Linked DNA regions of Homo sapiens: region 2 is linked to region 1. Evidence: read pairs that join two places in POLR2A ChIA-PET (ENCODE). Cell type or tissue: endothelial cell of umbilical vein. All regions are shown on one strand. Each heading gives the region's core, and the rest is flanking DNA. Links, peaks and the distances in the headings are about the cores only. Region 1 has its middle 170 kb from the start of BTBD3-AS1. Region 2 has its middle 25 kb from the start of BTBD3-AS1.

Evidence for each region. Peaks named below come from ENCODE experiments on the same cell type or tissue, not always from the same donor. Only the 100,000 strongest peaks of a DNase experiment are listed, where the experiment ranks them.
Region 2: POLR2A ChIA-PET joins it to region 1 with 8 read pairs; 2 of 35 experiments call an interaction of 5 or more read pairs at or near these places.

Annotation. Positions count from the first base shown.
Region 1 is chr20:12,088,751-12,094,135 of GRCh38, forward strand. No RefSeq gene overlaps it. Among named protein-coding and RNA genes, the nearest start is that of BTBD3-AS1, 170 kb to the left of the region's middle. In endothelial cell of umbilical vein, for the core only: no CTCF peak of the experiment used is centred there; a DNase peak (open chromatin) is centred at 2,411.
Region 2 is chr20:11,940,633-11,946,017 of GRCh38, forward strand. No RefSeq gene overlaps it. Among named protein-coding and RNA genes, the nearest start is that of BTBD3-AS1, 25 kb to the left of the region's middle. In endothelial cell of umbilical vein, for the core only: no CTCF peak of the experiment used is centred there; no DNase peak of the experiment used is centred there.

The DNA of each region.
Region 1 (5,385 bases), core at 134-5,133:
CTGTGCTCATGGCCCTCTGGCCCATCTCTTGCCTGTGCACTTCAGGTGGTGTTTCTAATTCATGGCAAGTGGTATTTCTAATGCGTGGCTTTCAAAATATTTTCCTGTAAAACTTACCTTCCTACCACTTAGAGCCATCTAAATGTTTTTCTTCAAAGATACACAATATTGAATTAATGCTCTTTCAGAAACAGAACGAAACTATTGTACTGTCTCTCCCCCATTCTTAAGAATGAGTGTTTGGATTGTAAAGTGATTGAACCACACTCGATTCTCTCTTATTAATGGAAAATTGGCCATAAATTGCTGAGGCGTGACTAGCTCATTTCCCAATACAGCTGCAAATGCTTTATGTGGGGATCACTTTCGATTTCTGAGAAAGAAAGGAGAAAACTCTACAGAACTGACACCTCACTAAACAGTACCTCGTGTCACTCCCTACCGAGAACTACTGTTCTGAAGAGGCAACGAATTGAAGATAGTGCCACCTTCAGCCAAGGCTGTTTCCTTAGAGTGCATATTTTTAATGTTTTTATGGTGTGGTAGATTTGGCTGCAAGCTTTGAAAAGGCAGCCATTAAACATTTTCGTTTTTTTCCCACCATTTAAAAAACTAGTCTAAAATGCATATATGCCTGAGAAGTGCTCTGTATTTAGCGCACAATTCATAATGACATCTTATTATAATTTTGAAAGCACAGTACATTTTACAAAGCATCTTCACCCATAAATTATCCATTTCAATCTTTAGAAATCCTCATAATATATATACTAGTACCCCCATTTTATAGATGAATAAGGTGTTTGGATAGATTCATTGATATATACTCAAGGACACAATACATAAAAAGACACTTGAGGTCATATCTTCTGATACCATGTCTAGTATTCCAGTAGATATCCATCTTCTGTCTCCCCCACCAAATCTTCTTTTCTCCTGGGATCAGCCCTCCCTTTGGAAAATTATTTTTTCCTGACTTCAGATGAAAGTCATAGAGTGGCTGCTAAACACTGTGCCCCACTGACCCCATTTCCCAGGGTCTATAATCCATGCAATAAAAAGAGAGTTGCAGTCAGCATTTTTTTTTTCTTTTAGTGAGAACCAAGAGTCACTTCTTCCCTCTCAGTTAATGAACTTCAAAGGTCTTCTCTGTCATGTTTCCAGTCTCATAAGAAAAGCAGTAAAGTCCATGAGAATGAAGCTGACATGGGAAGAGGAATCAGAAATGATGAAAGGGAATCCTTATGGTTTGTAAGTAGCTTGTGCCAACCCATGAGGCCAGCTGATCCCATGCCTTATATAGCTTTCTTACCACGTCAATACAGTCACTCCTTCCCCTAACCCTAGGACTTGGGGGTCTGCCATGTGTGTTAAAAAGAAACAGGTATTGGGTGGGTGTGGTGGCTTAAGCCTGTAACCCCACCACTTTGGGAGGCCGAAGCTGGCAGATCACTTGAGGTCAGGAGTTGGAGACCATCCTGACCAACATGGTGAAACCCCATCTCTACTAAAAATACAAAAATTAGCTGGGCGTGGAGGCATGTGCCTGTAGTCCCGGCTACTCAGGAGGCTGAGACAGGAGAATCGCTTGAACCTAGGAGGCAGAGGTTGCAGTGAGCCGAGATCGCACCACTGCACACCAGCCTAGGCGATGAGAGTGAAACTACATCTCAAAAAAAAAAAAAAAAAAAAAAAAACCAGAGAGAGAGAGATACAGGTATTCCAGTGCTGCATTAGCTCACTTGAACCTTACAAGAACACGATGAGTTAGGTGGCACAGTTATTACAATATTTATTTTTAAGTTGAATTAACTGAGACTCTGTTCATTTGAGTCTAATCCACAGAGATAAAACTAGTAGGTAACCAAGATGAGATTATAGCTCTCTTCTTTTTTATACCAAGTCCAAAACCTTTCTTTCTTACCACATAGTATACCTACTGCTGGTGGATAAAGAAGGTGAAACAAGACAGAATTCTACCAGTTGACAAAGTATACTTTTCCATTGCTGTGGAAGTCAAAATCTCCATGTAGTATTAACTCAGATGATCCCGTTTTTAAATTAACAACCATTTTTTCTCCAGCTCACTTTATATCGCGAAAGTTTCTATTTAGTTTAATCATTTATTGAGCACCTGTTTCACCTAAGAATCAATATTATTGGTGGAAAGTTGAACAAATGTATAAGATATAATCCCTGAATTCTAAGCATTCTATAGCTTTTTTTTTTATTTCTCTAATGTGCCTGTTATTTTTCATACCAGGAGTGGTATCCTGTACAAATCCCCTTAACCAGGATGGAGCCCTGTCTCCTCCAAGCTGCTGTGTGTTGGGTGTTGACTCACAGCTTCCTCCTTCTCTAAGGCAATTGCCTTAGGCTTCCGGGAGCTGCTGCAAATGTCTACAGGTTGTGCCCTTTTCTTGAGGCAGCTTTCAAACAATGACAGACTGATCCTGGTGCCATTCACACTTTAAAACTTCCTGTGGGACCAGGATGAGCCTAGATTTGTCCTATTCTGCTTTTCTCCCTCCACAGCAGTCCCTCCTGAGAGCACTCCATTACTTGCCAAGCATCCCCATCTCAGGCTCTGCTTTTAAGGAACCAGACCTAAGACGCCCTCTTCTTAATGTCTCATCTATATCTTCACATCCACGTCATGTTTGTCTTTTCTACTGGCTCTTGCACCCACCCAATCACACATTTGCTATGTTGGTCAACTGGAACAGAAGGAGCATCTTGGTGGTTTCAGGATTTGGTACCATATCCGTATACCCCATGCTGCACAGGGCTACTCAGCTGGCTAAGCTAGTGGATGTAAAGAGTGAGGGATAGCCTGTATTTCCTAAAATAGCATAGCAGCAACTGCACTAATTTTAGATAAGGACACAAAATGCCTGGGGATATAAAGATGTGTGTGTCTGTGTTTTAATCCAAGTTGAAATTATACAAAGAAACTTGCAAGAAGCACAAGAAAAAAGACCTATATTATGATTTTCACTTGAAGTGAAGTAAATGGAGGGGCTGGGAAATAGATGCCAGGCACCCCTCTCCAACGTGGGTATGCCTGGCTGAGTCCCTGAGACTGCAGAGTGGCAGTGTTGAGTGACCACCATGTGTTCAGCGAGGAGTGAATGCCAGAATATGCTCTAAGGAAAAGTGCAGATAATAAACTTAAAAAGACAACTTAGCAAAATTGGTAGTTTCTCAAGGAGTTGGGGGTCACCAGGTGAGTAGTGAGGACAGAGCCAGCCATAGGATAAGAAGAGAAAAGGCAGAAGAAGGGAGAAGAAGCTCAGTAAATGCCAGATGGGGTGCTTGTTGATACATGTATTCCAGAAAGTTTGGCTGGAAAATGTGGACAAAAAGAATTGATCTTGATTGGGCACATATATTATAAAACAGGAAATAGTGCTTATCTTTTTACAATTACGTGAAGTATGGGCAATGTCTCATCTTACATTTGAGGAAACCAGATTTGAAGTTGGATAACTTGTCTGAGGTCACACGGCTAGCAAGGGATGGGAGCTGAGGCTCAAACCCATCTGCTCAATGCTAAAGCATTATATGCTATGTTGCTTCCTGTGCCAACTATTTTTCTGCTCTATAACCTCACTGCATCCCTTTGAAATTTATTTTCTCCATGTCAAAGAATTGGAAATCTGCAACTGACTATTGACCAGACTCTGTCACTGATATTGTACAGCTAATTATATATATCTATTTTATAACTGTAATGGTTGTTAAGGTAATGTTAAATAATACTTTCTAAGCATCTGTTATATGAAGAGTTATATCCTCTGCATAGTATAAGGTTGAGTTTCTTTTTACTTCTTCTCAGTTTTTCCCCTTTTTCAGCTTTAAAAGATACTAGAGACTGGGAAAGAAAGGGCAAGGAGAAGTGGATGGGAGAGAGAGATTGGGAGAGATTTGTTAAATGATACAAAATTACAGCTAGATAGGAGGGTTAAGTTTCAGTGTTTATACCATTTTAGGATGATTATAGTTAACAATAATATATATTTTCAAAATAGCTTAAAGGAGGATATTGAATGTTCCTGTCACAAAGATATGATAAATGTTTGATATGATGGATAGATATGCTAATTACCCTGATCTGATCACTGGATCTTACATGTATGTAAACATCACTATGTACCTCATAAATAGGTACAATTACTATATGTCAGTTAAAAACATATCTAGCTAATTTTTTAAAAAAATGATAGTTAAAAAATAAAAAGATGCTTTCTAGCTATGGAGCAGCCAGAATTAGTAGTTCAAGCGCAGGGACTCATTAACATTGTGATCGGCCTTTTTTCTTATGATTTCTCCCAGATTCTACTTGTAGAAAAATGTAGAAAACAGACATTTTTAAAGTGTGTTCTCACTTGGGTCCTCGTCCTCTTCCTTCATTAATTGAGTTGTCCGCCTTTCAGTCATACTCAGCTCTAAGGTGGAACCACCACAATTGCACCACAACCCTTCTAACTCCTGACCTCTGATCATTGCCTTTGTCCTTAACCAGTTCTGCATTTCTTTCATAGCAGTAATCAAGCAAAAACCACTTCCTAGAAAAGTCTTCACCAACAGCTCTATAGGTTATAACATTGCTATCTTTCTAGAGCCTTGTAGCGTATGTGAATATGTATTAATACCTCATTCATACACATGCGTACGTGTAGTATATTATTTTAGATTAGGAAAAGTTCCCTGAGATCGCCACAGTCCCCATTTCCCCATTTTATAAATGAGGCACCGAAGCCCAGAGCTGCGACTTTGTCTAGGGTTAAACAATCACATTGTGGAAAATCCAGGACCACAGCCCATCAACATCTGTGTTTCTTCCCATGACTCTGTCACCACTCAAGAATGCCAGGACAAGGCACATTACATGCCTGGCAGGTTTTCTTTCTGTGTGTTTTTTTTTTTTTTTTTTTTTTTGAGATGGAGACTCACTCTGTTGCCCAGGCTGGAGTGCAGTGGCACAGTCTCGGCTCACTGCAACCTCTGCCTCCCTGGTTGAAGCTATTCCCCTGCCTCAGCCTCCTTAGTAGCTGGGACTACAGGTGCCTCCCACCATGCCCGGCTAATTTTTGTATTTTTAGTAGAGATGAGGTTTCACCATATTGGTCAGGCTGGTCTTGAATCCTGACGTCAGGTGATCCACCTGCCTCAGCCTCCCAAAGTGCTGGGATTACAGGCATAAGTCACCACACCTGGACCCTGATGGATTTTGTATGACTCATGTTGGTGTGGAGGACATCCTGGGGCTGCTTCCAGAAGCATATCCTGCAATGAGGATTGGAGTGAAGGTGGTTTATTTAAACTATGTGGTTTATTTAAACTTTCAAGGTTAACCTCGAAACCAGTGAGGTTACAGAAATA
Region 2 (5,385 bases), core at 288-5,287, 150 kb before region 1:
CTGCCTCTTACTATAGCTCCTGGCAATTGCAGATATGGGGAGTTGAATAGCACAGACATAGCCTTGAGACAAAGAGCTGAGCCAAGCCACCCCCAGCTCTGCACCACCATCTGAGATGTAGTTCTGGATTGTTCTGCAGAAACACAGGCAGCTGGAGGTATGCACAAAAGGAAGGAGGTGTGTGTTGGAGGAGACTCTCCCATTTAAAATAAGTCTTTAAACAAAACGTCCCATAAACATGAAATAATTGAACACTAAAAAGGACAATAAAATAAAAAATCAGCATGTAAATATGCTCTTAGAAGAGCTGTATATGAGTTAGTTATTGCTATGTAACAAATCACCCCCAAACTAAGTTGTCTTTAAATAGTTGCTTTTATGAAAGATTATAATGAAGATGTTCAGTATTATTAATATCTGTTTATCAAATAGGTAAATTTACTTGCACCAGAAAGAGAATAAGAATTTATGAACACAAAGTTCAGACATAGAAAGACACATCTGATAGACTTGAAAGATGGGGCAGTGGAAGGTAGATTGCAGAAAATGTCATGGGGTCAAGAGAGGGAAAATCATGATAAATAAGGAAGGTTATTGGTCATAATCAGTAGCTGGGCTGGAAGAGGACAGCAGAAGTCTTAGATTTAGTCTCAGAGCTCCAACTGGTGGAGTTCTCCTGTACCGTAGTAAAGAGAGAGAGGTAGACTAAAATAGGGAAATACGTTTCACTCAGGAACCAAGCAGCTTTCTCTACACACAAGAATGTATACAGGCACACAGGCATACATGCATGTGAAGAGAAAGAGAGCTCCTTTCAGCCTGAGAGGTGGGCACCAGAGCTCAAGGAGGGGCCTGTGGTTCTGAAAGCATGACCCAGTATAAGCCTCTTCAACACAAGGGTACCTAGGGCATCTGGGGATGGGAGTTCAGATGGCGGTGGCAGCAACATCAGTGACGTCAGAGAGAATAAGTGACCAGGATAGGTTTGTGTAGATATAGTTGTATGAACCAATGAGGGAAGAGAGGCAACTGTAATAAAGCAGAAGTTAGAAAGAACTGAGTGTGAGACAAGGTAAGACCAACCCCTGCCAACCCTGGTGCCTGCTAGAGAGATACAGGACAGGCGTGAGCTGAATCCTGCCATTTGGCTGTGGTAGCCAATGAGTCCGTGGACTTTAGAACAAACTGTTGAAGTAGCATCCTCTGGGAGCTGCATGCTGGTAAGGCCTAAGAGATATTCAGGTAATGCAAGAGTGTTATCAAGAAGGAAACATACAGCTCTTGGAGCACTATCCTTGAAAGTCTAAATTTACAAAATCATCAAGCAGCCCCTACGATGGCCTCCAGTAATTTTCATGTTCTGGTATTCAAACCAGTATGATTTCCTGCACACTGAATGGACTGACCTATGAAACCAATAAAATATTGCACAAATAGTGGTGTGTGACTTTAGTGACTAGGTCATAAAAGACATTATAGCTTCTGAGTTGCTTTGTTGGATAACTTGCTCTATGGGGAGCCAGTGGTCATGTTGTGAAGCCACTCGATGCACAAGCCATCCTATAGAGAGATCCAAGTGGTATGGAATGGAGGCCTCTGCTAACAGCCAGCAAGGACCTGAGGTCTCCTAATGTCAGTCCTGAAAGCAAGCTCTCCTGGAAGTAGATACTCAGCCCCAGGCAGCCTTCAGCTGACTGCAGCTTCAGCCAACATCTTGACTTCGACTTCCTGAGAGACCCCAAAGCAGAACCACCCTGCTAAGATCCACCCAGATTTCTGAATGTTTGTTATTTTCTAAGCCCTTACATTTTAGGGCAATTTATTATGCAGCAAGAAATAACTATTACAGATTTTGATACCAGAAATGAGGTCAGAAAAAAGGCCCTTTAAAGATTTTAAGGATTTGCCTTCTCACAGATTCTATGGATGCACCCATTCTAGGGCGGGATGATTTCATTCTGCTCCATGTGGCTACAACAAGCTAGCCTGAGCTTGCAAACATCATGGTGACAGGAACCCAGGAAAGAAGGAGAAAACAAACAAGCACTTTTCAAGCCTCTTCTTTTGTCAAATTTGCTTCTGCCTCATTGGCCAAAGGGAATCGCATGGTCAAGCAGAGTTGCCTGGTAGCGTGATACTTAAGTGCATGGATATAGGCAGATTTGGTCAACTGGGGCCATAAATACTATGAATGTACCAACAGCGTACTAAGATCTCCTTAAATAAATGTGAAATTATAGGAAAATGTTAAGATACCAAAACCTTTATTCACGTGTTCCTGTTTTTCACAGCTGTTTAATATAATCCAGTTTTCCTTAGTTTTTATGGATGAGTCCTTAAATTTATACATAGTATTTGATGTTAAATCTTGTCCAATCTGTCTGGTCAGTTTTGATGGGAAAATTCCTTGGAGTTGCCTTCTTTTATCAGTTACCAGAGGCTTCCCCTAAGCTTTGATATGCTGTCTAGTAATAAAACCTGACTACTTACAAATACTATTTTTAAAATGCTATTAAATTGTTTCAGGACTGCAGATCACTTCTCCCAGCACGCACATTCTGTAGTGCTTTTTCTTCCAAGATCAGAAGGGAGATTCAAAAAAGGAAATGCAATGCATGAGATGTTTGCTGCAAGAAGCATCTCTTCCCCATTGGAAGGTAATGCTGTTTCCTTTCTCTTAATGGTAGCTATTTGCCCTTTGAAGTCCAGCTTCTATTACTATTTTGTATTGGATGATTCTTCTTCTTCTTCTTTTTTTTTTTTTTTTTTTTTTGACGGAGTCTCACTGTATTGCCAGGCTGAAGTGCAGTGGCATGATCTCAGCTCACAGCAACCTCTGACTCCCTAGTTCAAGCAATTCTCCTGCCTCAGCCTCCTGAGTAACTGGGATTATAGGCACGTGCCATCACGCCCAGCTAATTTTTGTACTTTTAGTAGAGATGGGGTTTCACCATGTTGGCTAGGATGGTCTCGATCTCCTGACCTTGTGATCCTCCCGCCTCAGCCTCCCAAAGTGCTGGAATTACAGACGTGAGCCACCACACCCAGCCTGGATGATTCTTTTACACTATTTATACCTGTTAGGTTAGCACACTTCTAATGCACATACTTTCTTTTTCTGTTTCTTTTTCTTTTTTTTCTAGGATGTTTTCAATCCTGTCCCAGTTGCTTTAAAGAAAATTGGAACATAAATGTTAAAAAACATATTGAAACAACACTCGATGGTGTTTCCAAGCAGAGTTACCAAGTGGTTTCATTACATTGATATGTATTGCAAGAGGAATCCCTTGTTACAGAGAGCATCCAGAAAAAAAAAAATATGTGTGAGTTATGGGCCTTAAATGCCTACGCTGGATCCTCATGGGAAAACATGCCCTACTTAGTACAGGCGGCTCTCTTTTTTGAAGGCTTTCTGAGCTTAGAAAGCGTGGGATTTGGCCTCAATATTTTTTATATGGAATGTGAGAAACCGTTAGTACTTAAAACATTGATGTCGGTAGATTTGACCTTGTGGTTTCAAGAATTTTCAAGCAACCTGAAATTTCAGGGTAGTCGGTAGTTTGTACTTTTGTTGAGACAGGATATTTAATCTGAATGTGCTGTGAAGCTGGCTTTGGGTAGGAGTCACTTAATCCAGTGTGGCTACTCTGTCATTCTCATATTATTCCATCATCCTTCACCTAGGAACTCTTATGAAGTGATAGTAGTGGACAGGCCATTTGTCCACAGTGATTGCACCATCCCCAGTTTTCTCCCATCCTCTTAATAATTCTTGATATTCATTCAAGTTTCTCCTTCCACTTCCCCATTACAGCTCAAGTGGGCATTGATTGGACTAGGTCCAAGCATTTGGTTTAGAAGTGAGCCAGTGACTTAAAAATAATGCAATCAAAGCAGCCTTAAAGGACCTATGTATTGGTTAGATATTGCTGTGTAACAAACCACTCCAAAACTCAGTTGCTTTAAACAATAAACATTTGTTACAACTCATGACTCTGTAAGTCAGCTGTGTGGTTCTTCTGATCTCAGTTGGGCTTACCTAGATATCTGTGGTCAGCTGCGGATCAGAAAGTAGCTCTGTTCTCCCAGGCTGGGCCCTCGTGTGTTTTGAGGTTGGCTGTCTACAGGTTGGCCTGGGTTAGGCCCAGCTGAGGTGGCTTATCTCTGCTCCGTGTAGTCTCTCATTCCACATCAGGGTAGCTAAGGCTTGTGCTTATGGTGAAGGAAAAACTCTAAGACAGAGCGGAAATGTGCAATTCTCTTGAGGCCTAAGCTCCGAACTAGTATGTTGTCATTTCCAACATATTCTATTGGCCAAAGCAAGTCGTGAGGGCATCCCAGATTCAAGAGGTGGAAAAATAGACCCTGCTTCATGGTGAGAGGAACCACAAGTTCACATGGCAAAGGACATGGTTTCAGGGAGGGGTGGAATGTTGGAGCCATTTTTGCAATTAGTTTATCAGAGTCAGAGTGAAATGCATAGACCAGGACTAACTCTGTCTCACTTTTGGATATGAACAAGGAAGTGGATGGAATTCCTCAGAACTGCTGACTGCCTTCTTGATACCAAGAGGGAAGACAGCCTGAAAACAAGGCAAATGTACAGGGAAGGACAGAACAAAATAATCACAGAAGAAAAATGTCACAACCCTCATGACATCTGGATCAAGCCCTGGACTTTGCAGATGCTTAATCTAGTAAATTCTGGTATTACTTATGCCTGTGTGTTTGGAGTTTTCTCCTTGGAACATAGAGACATCTAAATAATATTGCAACTCAAAAGACTACAAATTGGATGTGGTGTATATTGCTCAGGTGATGGGTGCACAAAAATCTCAAGTTACCATTAAAGAACTTACTTATGTAACCAGACACCACCTGTTCCCAAAAAACCTATGGAAATAAAACAAAAAAAAAAAAAAAAAAAAAAAAAGAAGAAGAAAAACACATACCATAAAATTTTAAACAATAGAAAACAGAAATAAATAATACTGCAATTCAACAAAACAATAGCTTTGCTTCCCCCTTAAAATGGCTCCTCCCCCAAGAAATTTGGCTGCTGGAATGTCAATGAAAGTGAAGAGAATGAAAGATATGTAGGAGGCAGTTCTTTTTAAGAAAGTCAAAGTTTCACATAAATTACAGAGTGAAATACCTTATTCAACAGAAGTTCATATCTGTGACTTTAGTCCTATACTTATGGAATATTCAAGAGTCTGAAAGCGTCACTTACAATTTTCAGTTATAATTTACTGTCTGTTATGGGAAAAATTACATGTTTCAGTAGACAGTTCCTCAAACTTTTCTTTTTTTAACTTATATCTTCTAAACTGCTATCTCAGTTTGTTTTCTCCCTATTCCCACCAGTTAAGGTTTTTGCTGACC